Linked DNA regions of Mus musculus: region 2 is linked to region 1. Evidence: chromatin loops called from intact Hi-C (ENCODE). Cell type or tissue: heart. All regions are shown on one strand. Each heading gives the region's core, and the rest is flanking DNA. Links, peaks and the distances in the headings are about the cores only. Region 1 overlaps Prdm16 (PR domain containing 16). Region 2 holds the start of 5930403L14Rik (RIKEN cDNA 5930403L14 gene).

Region 1 (8,320 bases), core at 3-8,002:
AGTGGATGGGGCTACCTGCTGCCCCCTAGAGCCCTTCTGAGTTGGGTTGTAACAGATACTGCCACTGTCTCCCCATAGACCCTTCCGGTGTAGAGTCCCACTCCTAGGCTAGAGGCCCAGAATTTTCTCAGGTGGACACAGCTAGACATGGAAGGTGTGGCAGCCCATTCTAGGATCCCGGGAAGGTCAAAAGGTCAGGGCTCTACAGCCGCTGACTTCTGGGAGATGGGGGCCAACACATCTTGAGGGCTTCTTGCTTGCTTCCTGGGAAGTTGCCGAAGAGGGCCCCAAACCTAGCAGAAGCAGTTGGACCACTGACTTTTAAGCGTCTTTTGAGGGTACTTCAGGCAAGTCATGTGACCTGTTGGTTTTAGGGGGAAAGAATGAGGCCAGGCCTCTGGGATGCTTACCAAGCCTTCCTGGAAGGTTACTGTCTGGAAGTTCACGTCTCCCTAGATCCCCTGTGGTGGGGGTTGAAGTGACCTTCCTCTGTACAGATGGTAGCCTGGCCTGAGGAAGAGTCTTCCAGCATTACATCTTCCTACCGTCTCACATCTGTAAGAATCACTGGAAGTGGGAGAGCCAGGCTAGACACAGATACATCCTGAGCCTAGGCCTAATTTCTAATTTCTTCTGAGCCCCAAGTGGCCTTTTTACATCACCCATGACCAGGCTGGGTTAGTCAGGGATTTCCACCAGGGTCGATTGCTTCGCAGCCATTAAAATGTTGTTATCCAGTAAAGCACAGAATCCAGTAACCCCTCCCTGTAGTATTCCAGGTTTGGTCACTCGGGCAACTCCAGTCACACTGCCAAGGCCCTCAGAGCAGGAACCAAGAGGGCTCCATGGACAGACAAGTCTGAGCCTATGTCCCTGTCCTGCCTGGTAGCCATGCTATGTGCTAGCATGGGGGGGGGGGGTGCGATATCAACACTTTTAAGACGTATTGGTTTGAGGTACCATTGAGCATGTGCCCCACCTGAGCTTCCTTCCTCTTCAACTGGACAGGCCCCGTGAAGAAGAGAGGCTAAGGGCGTAAGTGCGGTAAGTGCGTATGCAGGCAGTGATGGCTCTGTGGGGTGCGGCTCCCAGCGCTCGGCTCCTGAAGGCCTGACTCACTCAAGTCTTCTGGCCTTTCTGTTCTCTGGGCTTCTATGCTTCTGGGAAAACCTGCCCACCAGACCAAGACGAACACACCTCTCTCGAGTTTCTCTTTGCCTGATACTCTAGGCTTTTGGTTTGCTGAGGCCAATCAGTGCCAGGGGTTGGCAGCCGTACCTCGTGGTGAAGGCCTGGGCAACCTCTGGCCCTGGTGTTTCCAAGACAGACCACTGCACCACCATACATGCCTGAGTCTGGGCCAGAGAGTCTCAGAGCTGATTGGTGCAGCCTGGGCTTGTGGGCATTGCTGTGGATGGGAGGGGAGGGCAGTTCCAGGAAGGAGCGACCTTCTTTCCTCCTGTATTTTCTGTCAACCACTGATCATGTAGGGTAAACTGAGGCATGGCACTTCTTCTCAGGGCCACTTGATTGGCTGCTGAGTCCTTAAAAGGCAGAGTAACCATTAGGCTGGTGAGCTCTGAACATCTAGGGGTTTGTGTGGCTGGTGTTGGTCCAGGGTCCAGAGGTGTAAGTCTAGGATGATGCACAGCTCTACCAAACCGGGTTGTTTTTGAAGGAGTAAAGAGAGAGTCCTTTCCCTTGGAGCTTGGCTACTGGCTGCTACCAAATCAGGCCATGTCATTTGTAACCTGCTTGGTCCACTTGAGGGGTGCTGACCCTACTGTGCCAGGCCTCTCAGAGCGTTACAGGACAGGCAAGGCGCAGGGCCAATGGAACCAGGTCCCTGCGCTGCCCCAATTCATTAAGGGCTCCAGTCCTTTGTGGGCCCTGAGCTCAGGGACCATTGCTGTCAGGCAAGCTGTTATGGGCATAATGACAGGGGCATTAGAGGCCCGGGAGCAATTAACAGGCTGCTTAATTAGCAGGAGGAATTAGAGTGTGAGCGGCTGATGTTCCCGTAAAGCCTTGCTGAGCGGGGCAGTTATCTGATTATGCATTGATCGCCCAGCGAACCTCGTCCTTAGGTAATCGTCTCTCGTCTTGCAATCTGTGAATATACAACTGTTTAAATATTCTACACTCAACTGTCTCAATCAGCGAAGGGAGAAAGGGGCCATTGTGGGCCTGGGCGCCACTGGCCTCTCTTCCCGGCCTAGCGGGTCCCCGTGGCTCCCACTGCCTGCACAGCTCATCTAGCCTGGGAAAATATCCGCCTGTCTGATGGGGTCCCGAAAACCAAGTTTCACTCCTGCTCAGCCAGTTTCTTCCTCCCTGTGCTTGGGATTCAACAAGCAGGAACGGACCCAATGTACAGATGGATACAGTGAGACCGGAGGTTTTGCTGAGGATTACAGAGTGAGCAATCACTTAGGTTACCTGCTGGCTGCATCTGGGTGTGTCTGACTGGGTGTTCAGATGATATGTCCAAGGAACTTCCAGGAAACAGCATATAGATGACCTGGCAGTTCTTCCAACACCGCAGGGTGCGGTGGAAACCCAGAGGTGAATGCCTAGTACTAAGCTGCAAAGTCCCCCATGCTCAGGAGACAGAGACATTTTCTCCTGGGCTCGTAAGGATTTTCAGGAGGCAGGATCCAGGTCTGGTAGTGGACCCAGCTCATTCCAGAACACAGATGAGCCCACAGGTAAAGGGGTGGGGGTTGCTGAAGGGAAATGCACCATGCGAGGATATAGGGATAGGGAGACACTGGGAATAATTCAGAAAGGCTTTGAATTCGGGTATAAAGGTTGAGATGGGCAGGAGACTAAGATGCCAGACTCGGCTCTCGATAGATATGTCCTATAGACCGTATACCTAGATGCGGTACATCCTGCAAATTCAGGGTAGGGACATGCTTCCCCCAATTCAGTCAGGAGCCCCTACACCTGACCATAAAGCCGCTTGTGGTACCTAGGAGCCTAGCAGCACTGCCTATCTATCTTATACACATTTGCTGAGTCCCCCTTTCATACCAGGCTCAGCCAGGCCTGTATAGGGTTGGAGTCTAGTGATGGGAACTCAGTGTAGATGTTAGTTTTAAACTGAAAGGGGAAATGGAGAGAAAGAGAGAGAGAGAGAGAGAGACTCTGAGAGAGAGAGACTCTGAGAGAGAGACCGAGAGAGACCCAGACAGTCTCTTGTTTTGCAAAACCAAAATAGATTTCAGCACTGTGCTTTTTAAAGACAAATCTTTGCACTCTTTTGCGGTCCTCGCTTGACCTCTCCTGATTCCTGGCAGGGAGAGCCTGCTACGATTTGGCACCAAGTCATTTCAAATGCATAACGGGTGCGCACACTCTGCCAAAAGCTGATATATGTTGGTTTCTTGAACTTTGCTTTTCTTGTTTGCTACATCTGATATCGTCCTACCCAGACGATGCCCCTGTGAGATAGGCCCCCACCCCTCAGCTCGGTGGGTACAGCCAGTATATTTCACTTTTTTTTTTTTCTTCTTGCACGACCCATGTGTCTGGGGAGAAAGGAAACCGGTTGCCTGTGTGACCCAACCCTGGCTTCCCCGGGCACTTGGGGAGTCTTTATCAAGCTCAAATGATTAGACCTGGTTTCTGGTTTCATTTTGGAAGACTAGCTGCTGAGCAGATCCCTTCGGCCTATAAAAGAATCCAGATGCTTTGAGCCCCTGAGCCGGGACAGTAGGCCGGGGGTCAGCAGGCCGCTCTTGGCCGTGCCCACAGCCCGTGAAGATATTGCATCTGCTTCTCTGAGTAGGTTTCCCCATGAGAGTGGGAAAGTCAGAGGGTCCCTGTGGATGTCGAGCATTCGGGGATGCCATGGAACACTGGGACAGAGGCTAGCATGGGATCACGGTGCACAGATGCGTGAGGGCTCTGGCTTCCTCTTGAAGGGCGTGGGTACCCAGAGCAGAGAGGTTTGGTGTGGGGTCCCCCGGGGAGGGTTCGGCGCCAAAGGTCAGGTTCTGGGTTTGGCAGTTACCAAGAGGCTCCTTGTGTCTAGGGACCCTTTCTGGAACCTCTACCTAAGTAGCCAATTCCTGAGAAAAGGGCCACCACACTTCTTTCCATGGAACGAATGAAGCCTTAGGATTTGCCACCAAAGTCTCAGTTCTGAGTGGTTTAAAGGGAAAAGGAAACTGAGGTATCTCTGCTGACACAGTTTGCATCACAGGGACAGATGTGCGGTGATGGAAAGAAAACAAAGAACATGAAGTCTGAAGGGCAGCAAGGGACCTAGTGTATGTCCTACATGTATTTGTTAGGGTTTTACTGCTGTGAACAGACACCATGATCAATTCAAGTCTCATAAAGAACAACATTTTATTGGGGCTGGCTTACAGGTTCAGAGGTTCAGTCCATCGTCATCAAGGCGGGAACATGGCAGCATCCAGGCAGGCATGGTACAGGAAGAGCTGAGAGTTCTACATCTTCATCTGAAGGCTGCTAGAAGACTGGCTTCCAGGCAGCTAGGATGAGGGTCTAAAAGCCCACGCCCACAATGCCATAACTACTTCAACAAGGCCATACCCACTCCAACAGGGCCATACCTTCTAATAGTGCCACTCCCTGGACTGAGCATATGCAAATCATGACATATGGTCTCTATGGCTTTCTTCTTATACCTTCACTTCCTGTTTCTGTCCACGTGAAACCGAGTCCAAACCATTTCCAGGTCACTTCTATGCATTTCTCTATTTACTGTGTTGCCTGAGTAACTGTGGAAAGTAAAGACATTGAAATAGCCCGGGCCCCAACACGCTACATGGCTGTGATAGTGAAATTTTACTCCTGATTGGCCAGGCTGTTAGCATGTTGTCCCCGTGGTATCCATGAGGCCCATCCATACAGTAATGCATAGTAGGTGCCTCTCTATACCTAGAGGCCTGGCTCAGACGCTTCTATCCTGGGTCATCTTCTCTCTATAGCTCTCCAGTTTTGCACAGTATCTCTGAACTGCTGTTCCTTCTGCCCCCAACTCTACGCTCAGGTTTCTAAGCAGTCTCCACTGCTGCTGGGGTATAAGTGGGTAAGGACAGAAAGGGTGGAGGCTGAGTCTGTTGGGATGCCTAGCTGGTAAGTTGCCTTGTGGGGCCTGGGTGGAGAGTCCTTTCTTGTTGTACTAGCCCCCTAAGGGACAATTTTGTGTCCCTGTCTTGCAGTTGCGGGCAGTGTTCTGAGCAGTTGCAGCATCAGCTGTGCCTGCGTGAGTCCCTGGATATGTTCTTCTTGATGAGATAACAGATTCTTATTCTACATAAAAATGTATAAACACACGAGAGAAAGAATCGGGGCCCCACCCTACCCCACATGGGATTAGTGCCAGGGGAGGGTTCCATCCCTGTATCCACCAATGGCTTTGGGGGCTCTTAAGGGGCCACTAGCTTTTCTAGGCAGTAGGGCTCGGAGGACATGGCCCCACCTGCTAGCTGTGGAATAGACTCCTCAAGAATCCAGGAGGGATGGGAGATACCATCTGTGGCCCAGAAAATTTTATACCACCATTTGAAAAAAAAAGAGCTAAGGCCTTAAGCCCCAGTGACATAACCAAGTGTACCTTGCAGGCCCCTGGTTGCATGCCCAATAACCCAGGGTTTTGGGGGTCTTGGGGGGAGGTAATGATGAGGCTGCTGATCTCGGTAAGAAGCTCACAGACCCCTCTGTCCTTGCCCTGACTCTGGCCTGGCCATTCCCCAAGGTCCCTTGTGTCCTAGGCATGAAGGTGTATACGAACTTTGAGGTCTCAACCTGCATGAGGCCTTATCAGTCAGGGTCCAGAGGAAAAAGGGCAGCAGGGGCCACAGGGGCCACTGTGTACTCCCTATGTCTCTCACCCCTGGGATGGTCTTTGTAAGAACACTCTAACACCACATCAATACAAGGATTCTAGAACTAGTTGGCTCCTGGTACAGTCAGGTACATAGTGGGGAGTATCGAGCTGGCTTCTAAACTTAGTTCCACCCCTCCCTACTGTGAAATATCCTGGAGATTTTTGGGGGGCTAGGGAAGTATCCCCCTTAACTCACCCCTTTTCTGCCTCCAGGGGAACCCTTGTATCTGGTTGAACAATGTGGCACCTCCTGTTTACCTTTCTAAACTTGTAGGGTAGTCTTGATTTCCCAACCACGGTGCCTGGTTTCTGGTGTGGGGGATGGGGATGTTTCGGCTCCTCTTCACCCTTGGCGGCGATGCTGTGTCCGTGTGTAGAGAGATGAGGTCTCCCTACCGCCACGCTGTTTCTCCTGTCCTTTCTGGGTTCTGTGCTTTGCTGCAGGGCTCCAGAGAGGCGGAGAAGCCTTTTTGGAACCCTGCAGGAGTCTGCTGACCAGGTTCTCTCTCTTCCAGGGTGGGTAGCTAGGTGTGGCTCACACTGCTGCTCTTACGGGTCACAGCCAAGCATCTGTAATTATTTTTGTATGTACTAACCTTGCTCTCCCCACCAGACACCCCAAAACATGTGGCGAGGCAAGGTTCCTTTTCACTTTTAAACACCCTTTTTATTGCCTACTTTGACTTTTTACCCCCTTTGAGGGAAACTTGAAAGTCTTTTTTTTTTTTCCCCAGTTTAAAGGGAAAACAAAAAGTTTTTTTTTTAATGTAATATTATCACATTACTAGATTAAAGAGAGATTGGGAGTATTATTAATTTTTATCCTTTCATGGAGGAGTGAGACATTTCTCTCTTTTTAGTCAGTTTAAGTGAAACAATTTAAACCTGTATCTCTCTCAACATGCAAATCCTTGTAATATTAGAATTAATCTAGTGGGACAATTCTAGGAACAATAGGCAAATATTCTCATACTACTGGAGGAGAGGCTCCCACGTTGGTCTCCGGTTGGTCCCTGGTAGTAAGAGATGCCCCTATTGTAGGTATGGGTGGCAGCCATACCTACCACCCTATAGGCAGGTACCTCAGTGGGTCCTGTGCAGCTCAGGCAGCCTAGGGCTCCCAACTCAGCAAACCTCAGAGCTTTGGAAGCCAACACCCCCACCCCCACGCCCCTGTGCTCTCTGAGTGATGGGCTTCCTGGAGCCCTCCCCAGTCCCAGGCTTTCAGTGGGCTCTCCCTTGCTTCTCTCCCCTCCAGACCTATGTTCCAGATAAGCTGTTAAATTAGTCCATAATACTTAAAATGCTAGTCCATTTAATATGTAAACAATGACAATTTTTTTCCAAAGGGTTTAGGATTTAAATTAGTTTTTTAAAAAACCCAATTACTGCCATTTAATTCAGAGGAGAGAGTTCTTTACATGCTAATTATATAGTTGGAAAAGAGCAATCAGGGGCACAATGGGGTGTTAAGGGCACTTTTTAAAGGTTTAAACTTACTTATCTGAGTTTAGGGTTTAGAGTCTGCGTTCTGGTTTCTGTAGCGTGGGCCGACAGGATGTTGGGATGCAGAGGGTAAAGTTTGGAACCAGAATGGAGGGCAGCGTGGATGCCCAGCAGACAGACATGGAGGATTGCATTCTGAGCAGAGAGGAAAAGCTGCTAAGTAGCCAAAGGGGATGTGGGCCTGGTCAGAGCTAGACCTAAGGCCCTTGGGGGCAGTTCTAGAACACAGAAATTTTTTTTAGAACATTCCAGACACCTGTAGAACTTTCTAGAACCTTCTAGAGTGCTACACTTATTCTGCCATGTGGTTGAGCTTCAGGGAGAGTTCTCACCATGTGTAGTTTGCCACTGCAGATCCTGGAGGCTAGTGGAGGGTGATGGTTGTATCTTTGATAGGTAAAGGTGGTAGACGTATCTTTAATCTGCTCCAGGTGCCTCTCCCATCCTTTCTGTCTTGCCGCCTTTCCTCCCATGACATCGCTCTATACATCCGGAAGCCGTGAAATCCAGGGCATTCTAGAAGCTGTACGATGCATACTGTTGTCTGGAGGCATCAACACCTCTACTTCCTGACAGAGAGTAGATGGTTCATTTAAAGTAGAATCGTTTTTACCTCTTTGGTCCAGCCTCCCTCCTTTGAGCATAGCCACGTGGGGATCTGCGAGTGGGTTCAGGGGAAACAGCAATGAATTCAGAAAGCCTGAGAAGCAGGACAGGCGAGTACACATTCAGGGTCCTGGCTGCTGGCAACTCATTTCCTACGGTGCAGGAAATGGGTCTACAGTTGACACTTCACTAACTGTACAGGACCCTGTGTATTGACAGGAAGTACCTCAGGGGGGTTAAGAGAGTTTAGCCTGTGGGTCTGTGGGGTGTCAGCGTGGGGCCTCGTGTGTCTTGACTAGAGGCCTGGGTTTGTGAGTGGTCCTGAGCCTAGAGTATCACTAA
Region 2 (8,320 bases), core at 230-8,229, 52 kb before region 1:
GAGAGATTCCGCGAGCCGACACCATGCGATCCAAGGCGAGGGCGAGGAAGCTAGCCAAAAGTAAGTCTCCCGCGCTCGACCGCGCCGCGTCGCCGGGCCCGGGCCGCGGGGCCGGGGTACCCGGGCCAGGGGTGCGCGTCGGGGCGCGGTCGGCGCGCCCGCGGCTCCGGCCCCCGGTCGACCGCGCGGTCCGGGGGCTGCTCCGCCTCCCGCGCTCCGGGGCGGCCGGGCTCCGCGCGGAGGCTCGGGGCGCCCGGGCCGCGCGCTCCCCGAAGGCGCCGGCCCCCTCCCCGCAGAACCCCCTCCCCCCCACAGTGTCAGGCGCTCGGGCCCGGGAACCCGAGGCGCGCGGTGGGGGCCGGGGAGGGGGGCCGAGGGGGAGGGCCGGGGGTGGAGGAGCGAGAAAAGCGAAAGTTAGCGAAAAGTTGACGAAAGGGGAGAGTAACTTTTCCTCTTCGCTCGCTCTCTCCCTCTCTCTCTCCGAGTGGCTCTCAGTCCTGGTCAAATCATATTCCGGGCTTTTGAAATAGTGGGCGCTAGAGCACCGCCTTTGGCGTCCGCCAGCCGGGCTCAGAGGAGGGAGACCCTGAGCCGGGGAGGGGGCGGAGGAGGGGGCGCGGGCCGGCGCCCACCCGGCTCCCCGGGAGCAAGGGCAGGACGGCCGCAGCCGCTGGGGAAGCAACATGGAGACTTTTTCCTGCGCTCGAAACTGTGCTCTTGAAGTTTATTCCCAAGTGGTGCCCCGCGTGGTGGCCGGCGCTCCTCTGTGATCCTCGCGATTCGCTCCGGCCGCCCGGTGCCGGCGCCTCCGGCAGCGGGGTCCTCACTGGCCGCTTTGCTACCCGCCGCCCTGCCTCGCTTGGCCTCGCTCCGACCCTCTCGCACATGCTGTCCCCGGCACCCGCGAGCCCCAGAGGGACCAATGTCCCGGCGAGGCTACCCGGGCCCGGGGCTTACTTTCTCTTTCGCGCCGCCTCGAGCCGTGCCTGGGGCTGTGCGCTCAGCCAGCAGCGGGCTGGTCCCCACCGCAGCCCGCCGGCTCCTGCCGTCCGCACTATGGCCACCGTGTCTCGCAGCCGCCCAGCGCGCCCTCCCGTCCCAGTGCCGGCGCCATCCGCAGGAGTCGGGCCCGGGGCTTCGTCCCTTGCAGCCAGCAGGTGGGGACCCGCTGCAGGGCGGCCGGGGGAAGCGCGGCTCGAACAGCTCGGGCCACGGTCCGGCTCCAGCGAAGCGTTGAGCGCTGTACGGAGAGGATCCGAGTCGCTCGCCCCCGCCGCCCCCTCCTCTACCACGGGCCGGCTCCAGGTCCCTGCCTGATCACCAGGCCGTTCGGTCTGCGCCTCCGGGGCAGGATCCTGCCTGGCCCGGCCTCGCGGCTTCCAGAGCCGAACTCTTAAAGAGCGTGAGTCCAGCGAGCCGGTGTGGGATCCGCGATAGTTTTCCGAAAAAGCCAGGCACTTTGAGCTCCGGACCCTACGGAACTTGGCCCCACGGCGGCCCGGCTGTCTTAGGCCGCGCGCCCACTCTGCAGGGAAAAGCAACTTCCAGCCTCCGCCAAGCTTCCCTGAGCTCCGCCGTTGGAGTTCGTGGCCCCTCGGTTAAGAGCCCCTTTCCTGCCGAGCTCCCTGGCCAGCTGCCCTTGACCTCGGCCTTCTGGGCCACCCATGACCTCTGACCCCTCTTGGTGCGAACAGTGCCAGTAGGTTCCCAGCGGATGCGAAGGGGTTGTGTGCGTGTTGGGTGACTCTCCACGACGCGTGGAACGGGTGTGCAGTGTACTGTTAGAGTCCGGTGTGTACCGTGAGCCTTTGGGAGTCTCGACCCCCTGGCTGCAGGTTGGATGGTCAGGCTCTCGCTGAGGAAAGACCAAAGCTTGAAGGAGAGAGACGTAAAGTGACTGCGCTCTTTTTGTTGCCGCCGCCTTCGCTGCAAGCGAGAGACTGGCTCAGCGCACCCAGCGCGGCCCCGGAAACTTCCCAGAGGCCCACACCCGCTCGGCGCCCTGCTGGGCCTCCTGCTCTCCCTCCACCAGGTGGGGAAGGTCACTTGGCTCCGGCCCTATGTAGGGCCAGAACGGGCGTCCAGCGACGATCTTGAGGCCTTCTCTGGAGGCCAAGAACCGAAGGACACAACCGGTGGGAGTCCACAGTTCAGGGCGTTCTTGGAAACAACCCACAGGAGCTTGCCCGACAGACCCAGGGTCTCCACTTGAGTGTCAACCTGGAGACCTGGTTTCAGGCTGTGTGACTGTTACTGCTACTACCAAAACCCCTTCAAGAAGAGGGCGAGGCGGCTCAGGATGGAAGACGGCCCAGGGCTTACTGAAGACTTTCTTATTTCTTTAGACAGCATTTTAAGGGACTGTGGAAGGCTCCTGGGAACCTGACTCAATTACCTGAAGCAAGAGTGACCAGCAGCCAGCCCAGAAGCCTCCTAACTGGCTGACAGGGTCAGGGGATAGAAGAAGGAGCAAGGTCATGGTGGTTCAGGGTTTTGTTCTGCCCTCATACTACTCGGGCCCCTGAGCTGTGACTGAGATGTCCTGAGGACAGAAGGACAGATGGGCCAATGGATGTAACGGCAGGACACAGGGCTTGGGTGTGAGGTTGTCCCAGGGGTGTGCATTTTGAGGTATAATTTCGTTTGTATTTCCTGGTGCTCCTACTCCAGACCTCTGTCTGCATGGCTTGTTTAAGCTGGACCTTTCAGTTGGCCCTTTTGGTAGAATTAGGGGCCCAGAGTAGATCCTTCTGTTGAGCTTCCTAAGGACAGAAATCTCTGAAGCTCCCCAGTGAGGACTGTGATTCAGTTGGTGGGAAGTTTAGCTAAGCCTGAGCCTGGGCAAAGTGAAGATGGTTCAGATCAGGGGTCCCCTTACTCAACCTGGGCCAGTGCTGGCCAGTAAGGACCTGAAGCTGTCTTGACCCCATATTTTAGAACGAAAAATTTAACAATAGCGTATTGTTCCAACACTGGTGTGAGCCAGGTGGGCAGTTGGGGGCTTGGTTGGTGCTGCTGCTCTTCCTATCTCCAGGAACTACACAGCACAGCTAGGATCCCCACTAGAGCCACCCTAGAGACCTGATTTCTATCGAGGTGACAGACCCGGTGGTCCCAAATACCACACATCCCACCCTCCTAGGTGTGGGACTTTGAGTGTTGCCTATGTTGGGGGTGATGAATTGCCAAAGCAGTGTGAAGGATCGGAGGCCCAGCTTAAGGCCTGCGTCCTTCCCGTCCTTCCCGTTGAGACATGCAGAGGTGCAGGTGAGGGGTGGCTAGGCTGGCTGGCTCTTGTCCTCTTTCTGTCCTCCCCAGGGAAGTGAGAGCCCAGGGGCTTTTTCTCTGGGATGGATGAGGGCTGCAAAGGCAGCAAGAACCTGTAGGCGGGAATTGATTGTCTTGCCCGCTTTAGGCGAATGGTGGAGCCCGCTTGGTGGAGGGGTGGAATGCAGGGCTGTCGGCCAGTGCCCTGAGGCTCTGCACTGTGAATGGTGTTAGAGGGACCAGAGGCCTGGTGTGTGTGTGTGTGTGTGTGTGTGTGTGTGTGTGTGTGTGTGTGTGTAGGTCTTGCCAAAGCCAGTTTGTAGACAGGTGTTGGATAGGTCTGTGGGTTGGGGGAAGGCAGCAATGCCCCAGGGTCTCAAACCATCCACTGACTTGGTGCCTGCTTCTCTAGCAGTCTGGAGGCCTGGGAAGAACAGGTGCAGGTTAGACCTCCTAGCCCCTCCTAGTCCTGCAGTTTCCACACTCCCAGCCCCCTACCTGGGCAGTGCTAGGGGCAGAGAACCAAGAGGCTAGGTTAAGGGTAGAGTGAGCGCCCTCCCCAGAGGGCGGCACTGCCTCAGCTGCGACTGCTTACAGGGTTTCTGTGGGGTGTGATTAGTCTTCTGTTTTATTCAATTAGGAGGCAATTAGGGGTCCTTGAGGGGAGGGGGCCTGGTACTGGTAATTAAGGTTATGTATAATTAAGAGTTTCAACAAAATTATCCAGGATTTAAAAAAAAATCTTTTCAGTAATTTCGCTTAAAAATTTCAAATAGCATTAAATACAACTTAACAGGGTTTGAATCAAAACCCAGTTTTAAGCCTTAGGATCGGAAGCTCTCTCCTGAGAAGGTGTGGGGGACACTGGTAGCACCTTCCTAGATCAGGAAAGAACTTCGTGAGATGGAGGGAATCTCTCCCTTTCTCTCTCCCTTCCTCTCTCTCTCTCTCTCTCTCTCACCCCACTCTGTCTGTCTCTGTGTCAATGTCTGTGTTTGTCTGTGTCTCTCTCTGTCTTTCTCTGTCTCTCTCTGTGTCTGTCTCTGTTTTTCTCTGTTCCTCTGTGTGTGTGTTTCTCTCTCTTTCTCTGTGTCTGTCTCTGTTTTTCTCTGTTCCTCTGTGTGTGTGTTTCTCTCTCTTTCTCTCTCTCTCTCTCTCTCTCTCTCTCTCTCTCTCTCTCTCTCTCTCTCTCTGCTTTGCTGAAGGCAGCCTGGGCAGACACCTGCCTAGGCGACCCCCAGCTTCTCCCAGCTCCTTTCCCAAAGTCAGAGACAACAATGGGGCAGCAGTAGTTAGGACATGTCCATACTGCATCAGCTTGTGACTCTGACCCGGTGACCCGGTGACCCGGACGGACGCTACTGCAATGAAGGTGCCTTTCTACTTGGGGGCCACCTTCTAGCTTCCTGGGTGTTCCTGCCCGAATTTTCAGACCCCTCCACCTGGTCCAGAAATCCCCAGTGCAAGGTATTGTCCCTTTACTTGTCCCCAACTTGGGATTTCCAGAGTACACACAGGTGTGCCTGCCCATCCTGGGAAGGGAAGGCGATCCCAGAAACCAAGGAGGAGGGTATCCTGCATTGCGAGTCGCTCTGCCCCTGTTCTGTATGGCAGCAGCCTTGGAAGAGACCCTCAAAGTGCCTTTGGGTGTTCTTTAGCCCTCCTGGGTAGGTGTGAACTGGCCGCTGGTCAGCATCCAGCAGCATCCGGCAGCATCCCCTCCACTGGCCCAGGGAAGGGAAGGAAGGAGTGTGGAACCTTAGACCCCCCTCCTCCAGCTGTTAGGTTAGAGAGCCTAGACAGGTGCAGTAACTCATTCCGTTGCAATCCAGTTCAAGACCTTCAGGGTTTCTTGGTCTGGTACTGCAGACTATAGTTAATTCTGTAGTGTTTTAGTTAGTTAATTAATTAATCAATTAATTAATTTAATGTGTCAGGGTTAAAGTATTTCAAGACCAGTGCTTACCATGGTCTATTCGTAAAGGACAGGTAGATTCCACGCATTATAACCTGTGAATTAAGCCGTCTGGCTTATCCCCCACTTGTCTGCAGATTGGAATTCTATTTGCTCAGGGCTGGACTCTTTCCCCCTCCAGGAAGTGATAACACAGCTTCTCCTCCTCTCGCTGTGGGTACCCTCTCCAAAGGCAGATTCTAGGTAGCCAGTATTGACCAGGAATGGGCCTTGTCTACCCCCTCTCCTCTTCTGCCAAGCACAAGTACAAAAACCTCACACAGAGAAGTGGGGGCTGCCTACTTACCCTATCCCCAAACTATCAGGGAAAAAAATCCACCTGTCTTTCTCAGGAAACTAGGGAGATGCAGTGCCCATACTGCTCCTGCTCCCCAGTAGATCCAAGCTGCAGGTCTATGCAGCATCTCTGATATTGGCCGTTGTTCCTCATGGCCAGAGCCACTGTGACCATCCTGCACCCAGAGTGCCCTCCACCCAAGTGGCCCTGAAGCAAGGAATGGGTGGTCTCTCCCTGTTCTGACCACTCCCTGTTCTCAGATCCTGTACTCTCTAGAGGTGCCTCTCACGAGAAAGAGGAACAATGAATGCCATGAGCAAGCTGAAGATAGGAGTGCTGGCCACTTGAGATACATATTTGTTTAATAGTTAACATTTTGTGTAAAAAAAAAGGGGGGGGAAGGGAAGGCAGATTCTGGTGAAGTGAAAGCTTTGCTTATTTTATATCCACTATAACTATTTCTGTCCGTGAAAATTGGCTTAATTATATCAATGGAATGTTTCTTTTTAAATTCTGTATGCAATTAGTCCATCTTGCCGGCTGCAATTTATTTTAATAAAAAAATAAACCAGTGGTGTGTTCAGTTCCTCGTCCCCTGGGGACAAATGCGATTGGTGTGTTTAATTTCATTAAGTACAATGTGGCCTACTGGAAAAAATGTCTGAAATCAGCTTTATGCAGCTTAAACACTGGCATTTGAAACAAATCATTATTGCATTAGCTGTCATACTGGTAATTCTAGAATCTAAGGAAAAAAATATATTATGGCTGTTTTTATAACCCTTTGCAAATGCACTGTTAAAATAATTTATAATCATTTTAAAACATGGCCGGTCCCAGTGAATATTTCATCTCTAAATACGGGTCTCTGCTTTCCCCGTGCACGTTCACACATCTAGGCTCCTGCGGCTTCCACCCCCAAGTGCTCATCCCTCAAAAACTAAGGCAGTGGAGTCTGTGTTTAAAGGAACCTGATGAAAACCGGGGTCTTTTTCATTGTAGCCGGAGACCCAGATTTGAGAGCACAGAGTGCTGGGCAAAGTTATCTGAAAGCCAGTGCGGCCGGCCAGAGGGCACTCCGTGGGGGCGGTTAGTTCATCCAGCCTTCTGGCTCAGGTGGAAAGGAAAATCGGTGCACATCTGTGAGGTCCTTTATAGTTATGGGAGCAGAACTGTCAGCATCCTGTTTCTGAGTGCAGCAAGCAGGGCTTGCTCTGCTCACACTGGGTTCCTGTTTGGGAAAGCAAGCAAGGCACAATTCTTGATCACTGGCTTTCTCAGAGCAGTATGAGGGTGTAGCCAAATAAACTTGATGAGGGAGTGATGCCGTTCAGTGGAAAACATACGTGCATCAGAAAACGGGTCTTACCTCTGGGTCAGTGCTCTGTGTGTGTGTGTGTGTGCGTGTGCTCGTGTATGTGCACTTCCATGTATGTGTGCTGGATCCTGGATCTACATTGCCTGTGTGAAAAGTCTGAGTTTGCAGTTGCTGGGAGGAGCTATGGATGACCCTGGTTCCCTATTCTGCATCGGAGCAGAATCAGGGGGTCTAGGAGGGAGTAAGTGGATGAGTGTGGGGGGCTTGTGAGGTTCTTGCTTCTTTTAGCTTCTGAGTTGTATGTCCAGGTGGTCTGAGGTGGTGGGTGGAAGGCAGCGCAGCAGTGGCTCAAAGGATGTGTCTCTGTGTGACAGAGCCTGGCTGCATGGAGTCGTTTCATCCTAGGGCATAGGCAGGAGAGCTGTGAGTCCTGGGGTGGTGGGTGTCCCTTTCTCTCCCCAGGCAGTGCTGTGAGACACTGTCAGGAGGAAAAAAGCATCAGGTGATGGAGTAGGACATCAGGGAGCAGGGCTGCTGGGCTGTGCTGGGGTGTGAGGTTTTCCAGGCCTTGGGGATTCCATAGGTAATTTCACAGGGACTGTCTCCTCTATGTTACATTCCTTTTCCTCATTTCCTGATGCATCGAGATGGAGCCAGACAGACTGTTTTCCTCCCTCTGTCGAGCGATATATTCTATATGAATGTCAGTATTGGTGGATTGGGTAGGGCATATGGGGGGAGACACAGCCATCTCTATGTCCCCTGGTAGGGCAGGCAGAGCGTCTGGTGCTGGTTTACACAGACCCATGGTTCTGGGAGCAACCCCTACTGAAGTGACCTCCATATGCCTGCAATTCTGCAATTTGCTTTCCAGTCGGTACATGGTGGAGCTGAGAAAGGAGTGGCTTTGTCTACTTCTCTGCTCTAGAAAGAGTAACAAAGCTGAATGCTCAGTGTCAGTATTGAAGTCTGGCCCAAGAAGCCCCGGAGGCTACCAGTGAGGTTTCATGTGGACCTCGTCTGGCTTCCCATGTCCCCACTGCACAGGCTGGGGGAACATGCTGGGGATTTGCTTCCCTGCTCTCCTGTGCTCTGTGCACTGTCTGTCTTTCTGGGATCCAGAGCCCCATTGCAGCTGGGACTTGCCATGTAAGAGGTGAGAATGCCTTAGAGGGGGAAAAAAAAAGTCAGTTTTAACTTGTGTGTAGCGTTGCAGCATCTGTATGTGTCTGACTCTGCCCCAAACACTTCAACTCCTTGCGTCACCCAGGGAGGACTACCTTGAAGGATCCTGTATTGTTTGGCCACTGCTTCTGTAAAGGAGTCGGGGCCTGTGGGCATCAGGGTATCACTCAGATCTGACAGGGAGTCAGAAATATAAATATATATTTACACACACACACACACACACACACACACACACACACACACAGAGGGAATCAGAAATATAAATATATATTTACACACACACACACACAGGGAA

The links. Hi-C counts contacts between places; a loop is a spot of excess contacts. Peaks named below come from ENCODE experiments on the same cell type or tissue, not always from the same donor. Only the 100,000 strongest peaks of a DNase experiment are listed, where the experiment ranks them.
Region 2: it touches region 1 in a loop (2.0-fold over the local background); 2 of 42 quality-filtered maps call a loop at or near these places.

Annotation. Positions count from the first base shown.
Region 1 is chr4:154,576,687-154,585,006 of GRCm38, reverse strand. The region is part of intron 1 of Prdm16 (PR domain containing 16); the gene reads left to right. Among named protein-coding and RNA genes, the nearest start is that of Gm13133, 31 kb to the right of the region's middle. In heart, for the core only: no CTCF peak of the experiment used is centred there; DNase peaks (open chromatin) are centred at 3,386 and 3,656; H3K27ac peaks cover 1,208 bases; H3K27me3 peaks cover 580 bases.
Region 2 is chr4:154,628,463-154,636,782 of GRCm38, reverse strand. It overlaps Prdm16 (PR domain containing 16), which reads left to right. Exons shown (of 17, transcript NM_027504.3): 1 at 1-60. The coding sequence starts at 24. It overlaps 5930403L14Rik (RIKEN cDNA 5930403L14 gene), which reads left to right and starts at 416. Exons shown (of 1, transcript NR_045643.1): 1 at 416-6,092. In heart, for the core only: CTCF peaks have their summits at 529, 2,025 and 3,833; DNase peaks (open chromatin) are centred at 482, 892, 1,812 and 3,791; H3K4me3 peaks cover 4,742 bases; H3K27ac peaks cover 4,912 bases; H3K27me3 peaks cover 5,682 bases.